2 separate regions of the Homo sapiens genome follow, and region 1 is linked to region 2. Evidence: read pairs that join two places in POLR2A ChIA-PET (ENCODE). Cell type or tissue: PC-9. All regions are shown on one strand.

Region 1 (2,500 bases), 120 kb before region 2:
CTACTAAAAATACAAAAATTAGCCGGGCATGTTGGCGCACACTTGTAATCCCAGCTACTCGGGAGGCTGAGGCAGGAGGACAGCTTGAACCCAGGAGGTGGAGGTTGCAGTGAGCTGAGATCACACCCCTGCACTCCAGCCTGGGCAACAGAGCAGAGCAAGACTCCATCTCAAAAAAATAAAAATAATAATAATAATGAGTAGGTTTCCCAAAGGTGGCTGGCCTCTCGACCCCAGCTAGGCTGAGGCCCATCCATGCTGCTGGTCTCCAGGGCTGGAAGCACGTGTGGATGGACCCCACTCCTAACCTCCATACCCATCCCTTCTAATACACCTACCCTTGTAAGTGCAGGGCCAAGAATATCTGGAGAGTAACAAAAGATTAGAGACATACCCAGATCCTCCTCTTGTGCTTAAAGCCTGTGTCTTTCACTGCGGTGGGTGTCTGCAAGAGAAAGAACAGTTTGCTACTCTCGCCTTGGTAACGAGCCCTTTCTAAGGACCTGCCATGTCCAAAGTTCCCACAGAAGGATGCATCAGTCCCCGTGTACCTGCTGGAGGGGAAAGGTGTGAGCAAGAGCTTTGCCCGTTGCTGCTATGAATTCACCTGAAATAAATTAATTTGCTCTGTGCTAGTTACAGGCATGTTACAAAGCTTCTTCTTTTAAAGTGGCAGCAAATGTCTCCTGATATTAATGAGGATAATTCTGGGGGAAAAAAAGTCTCTAGAAAGGTTTTTTCTTCTTCCAGAACGTTAGGCTGTCCACATCTCATTACTTGGGGAAGGTTCTCTTTCTCCTGCCTCTTCCACGTTATTAAAAACCAGTTTGTTCCCATGTTCATGTGTGGCTACAGGATTAGACCACATGCAAGAAATTCAACAACAATTGGAACTGGGATTGGAATTGGGGTCAGACTGGGGAGAAAAAGTCTGCCAGCTCTATTTGCAGAAACCCACATGGAAGATAAATTGCAGTGAGAAACTCTGACAGTCGAGTGAAATAATTAATACATCACTGTGAAGTATTTGAAATCACATTCCTCAATATCATTTTCCCCATTTGGCTGCTACCAGTGAATTGAGCTGTGTGATCCTATAGTGTAGTGCTGCTCTCCCCCCAAGAAGCTCACTGGGATTAGGAAATGCTAATGAATTAGGTGGCACATGACTCTGAATATGCTATTATTACACCTACGTTACAGATAAGAGACTGAATCATCAAAAAAATGTAAGTAATCTGCTTGGTGTCAACTTAGAAGTCACGGTGATGGGCTGGGCGTGGTGGCTCATGCCTGTAATCCCAGCACTTTGCGAGGCCAAGGTGGATGGATCACTTGAGGTCAGGAGTTGGAGACCAGCCTGGCCAACATGGCGAAACCCCGTCTCTACTAAAAATACTAAAAAATACCACCGGGCATGGTGATTGGCACCTGTATTCCCAGTTACTCGGGAGGCTGAGGCAGGAGAATAGCTTGAACCTGGGAGGCAGAGGTTGCAGTGAGCCAAGATTGTGTCATTGCACTCTAGCCTGGGACACAAGAGCAAGACTCTGTCTCAAAAAAAAAAAAAAAAAAAAAAGTCATTGGTGATGATTTGGAAGGATCCGCTGCCCTACCCTGGCTGGTATAAATTCATAGCTTCCCCCAGGCCAAGCCTAACAGACAAAAGTGAGGGGGAATATATGTCCTGAAGTCTCTGGCCTTCAGACCTCTCCCCATTGTGTGAGGGGGGGAAAGGGGAGGCTGGGAGGAATCCTGCAGAGACAGGAGGCATCTGGGAGGACCAGTGTGGGGACTGCACACCTGCTGTTGACTGACTGTTGCTAGGAGGACAGGGTCAGATGGATTCCAAATAGAGAAACAGGCACATTGCTCCAGGGCTGCAGCTTCGGGCCCCTCGCTCAAAGTTATCTAGAAGACCTGTATGTCTTTGACATATGGCCCTGAGGGGTGTGGAGCAGGTGAGGAGGCGGGGTGCCTTGCACTTTCCCCAGTCCATTCACCTCCTATTTTGAGGCCAGGAGGATGGGACAAGCTTATGTCTCCCAAAGACTGCTGAGAAGAGACCACTCACATCGCTTTGAGCTCGGTCCAAGAGAGGAACCAGAGCTGGGAAACTTGGAGAGGTCACTGGGTCCTGAAAACGTTGTCATTTCAACCCTGGGTGGGGGGGGCTTTTATGTTTGCAGGAGATGGAGGCCTGCAAGCGTCTTTGGGAAGGTGTTTCCCTAGGTTCTGGAAAAGCCACCCAGACAAGCACACACGTAGGGATGCCATCTGCCCCATGCATGTGCGGGTTCTTGAACAGGGATGCAAACTACCGACTGCATCCACCCTTCTGATGTGATCTGTTTGGCCTAAACAATGTTTTAAAAATAAACAAGTTCACAGTTAAAAATGAGAATCTCCTTACTTCTTTTTTATGTTTGTTTGTTTTACTTTGAGATGGAGTCTCGCTCTGTCACCCAGGCTGGAGTGCAGTGGCACAATCTCAGCTCAC
Region 2 (2,500 bases):
ACAATATCCCTTTGTAGTATTCTAGCTCGGCATGCATCACTCATGAGGAAACATTAGACAAACCCAAACTAAGGAACAGTTTATAAAACAGCTGACTTATATTCTTCAAAAATTTCAATGTCATAAGAGACAGACTGAGTGAGAAACTATTCTAGATTAAAGAAGAGAAGAGCCATGACAACTAAATGTAATACATGATCCTGGAGTGGATCTTGCATTGGAGGAAAAAGAATTGCCATAAAGGACCTAATTGGGACAATGGACAAAATGGAATATGACCAATGTTCAAAATTCCCTGAAAAGCCAGGAGTAGTGATTCATGCCTGTAATCCCAGCACTTTGGGAGGCTGAAGTGGGTGGATTGCTTGAGCCCAAGAGTTTGAAACCAGCCTGGGTAACATGGCAAAACCCCGTCTCTACAAAAAAAATATACAAAAATTAGCTGGGTGTGGCAGTGCACGCCTATAGTCCCAGTTACTTAAAGGGCTGAAGCAGGAGGATTGCTTGACCTGGGAGGGCGAGGCTGCAGTGAGCTGTGTTTGCGCCGCTACACTCCAGCCTGGGTGACAAAGCAAGACCTGTCTAAAAAAAGAAAGAAAGAAAGAAAGAAAGAAAATTCCTGGCTTTGATAGCTGTATTGTGGTTACATAAGAAAATATCCTTGTTTTTTTTTTTTGTTTGTTTTTGTTTTTTTTTTTAGATGGAGTCTTGCTCTGTCACCCAGGCTGGAGTGCAGTGATGTGATCTTGGCTCACTGCAACCTCCACCTCCTGGGTTCAAGCGATTCTCCTGCCTCAGCCTCCCAAGTAGCTGGAATTACAGGCGTGCATCACCATGCCTAGCTAATTTCCTTGTTCTTATAAAACATACACTGAAGTATTCAGGGATAAAAAGACATGATATATTGAACATATCTTCAAATGATTAAAAAATATAAACAATTATCTCTGAGTATATGTGGCTGTATATATATGTGTGTATGTTTGTATGTATGTCTATATAGATAGAGAAAACCAATGTGGCAAAATACGTTACAATGGTGGTGAATCAGGGTGCCACAAATGAAAGGCACTACATAACTCACTTCCCATTCCCAAAGTGCTAAGGACTCCTGAGAGTGACAAGACCTACATGCTGCATGCATATTTGAATTCCTTTGCTGATTCCTACTTTTAGACATTTATATGTCTTTTTATTTTTTTTTGAGACAGGGTGAAGTGCAGTGGCGTCCAGGTTGGAGTGCAGTGATGCTATCTTGGCTCACTCTAGCCTCGGCCTCCCAGGCACAAGCAATCCTCCCACCTCAGCCACCCGAGTAGCTGAGACTACAGGTGTGCATCATCACGTGTGGCTAATTTTTGTATTTTTTTTTGTAGAGACAAGGTTTTGCCATGTTGCCCAGGCTGGTCTTGAACTTCTGAGCTCAAGCGATCTGCCTGCCTTGGCCTTCCAAAGTGCTGAGATTACAGGCATGAGCTACCGTGCCTAGTCTACATTTCTTTCTCTAAGCTCAACTGGGACCTGGGGACACTAGTATCTCACAGACTCATTAGATCTACTCTTGATTCATAATCCAAATTGGCATATTTAATGCACTATAAAGCCATAAGTAAATGCGTTTGATTTCAACTTAATACCTTTCAATTTTATTTAACCACAAACACTTTTTTCTAGGAAGACCTATGAACTCTCATGATATGCTAGTACTCTGTGGAACACAGTGTGGGGAATGCTTCTCTAAACCAAACTCAGATCTTTGAATGCATACTGTTGGTGTTGGCTCTTGGAGGCCATCTTTCAGTTCAGTGAATTTTGTCAGGAGAAATGGTCCTTGCTAGATGACTATGTGCATATTATCACTTACATGGTTTGGCTCTGTGTCTTTCCCTGCTGTTCTCGTAATAGTGAATAAGTCTCACAAGACTTGATGGTATCATAAGGAGGAGTTTCCCTGCCCAATCTCTCTTTTTGCCTGCTGCCATCCATGTAAGACATGACTTGCTCCTCCTTGCCTTCTACCATGATTGTGAGGCTTCCCCAGCCACGTGGAACTGTCAGTCCAATTAAAACTCTTTCTTCTGTAAATTGCCCAGTCTCAGGTATGTCTTCATCAGCAGCATGAAAACAGACTAATACAGCAAAACAGCAGAGAGGGGTGCTGCTGAAAAGATACCCAAAAATGTGGAAGTGACTTTGGAACTGGGTAACAGGCAGAGGTTGGAACAGTTTGGAGGGCTCAGAAGACAGGAAAATGTGGGAAAGTTTGGAACTTCCTAGATACTTGTTGAATGGCTTTGACCAAAAGCCTGATAGTGATATGGACAATACAGTCCAGGCTGAGGTGGTCTCAGATGGAGATGAGGAACTTGTTGGGAATTGGAGCAAAGGTGATTCTTGTTACGTTTTAGCAAAGAGACTGGCAGCATTTTGCCCCTGTCCTAGAGATTTGTGGAACTTTGAACTTGAGAGAGATGATTTAGGGTATCTGGTGGAAGAAATT

Evidence for each region. ChIA-PET counts read pairs that join two places held together with the same protein. Peaks named below come from ENCODE experiments on the same cell type or tissue, not always from the same donor. Only the 100,000 strongest peaks of a DNase experiment are listed, where the experiment ranks them.
Region 1: POLR2A ChIA-PET joins it to region 2 with 8 read pairs; 3 of 35 experiments call an interaction of 5 or more read pairs at or near these places.

The regions. Positions count from the first base shown.
Region 1 is chr15:99,069,252-99,071,751 of GRCh38, forward strand. No RefSeq gene overlaps it. Among named protein-coding and RNA genes, the nearest start is that of SYNM, 35 kb to the right of the region's middle. In PC-9, no CTCF peak of the experiment used is centred here; a DNase peak (open chromatin) is centred at 1,160.
Region 2 is chr15:99,189,594-99,192,093 of GRCh38, forward strand. The region is part of intron 9 of TTC23 (tetratricopeptide repeat domain 23); the gene reads right to left. Among named protein-coding and RNA genes, the nearest start is that of TTC23-AS1, 52 kb to the left of the region's middle. In PC-9, no CTCF peak of the experiment used is centred here; no DNase peak of the experiment used is centred here.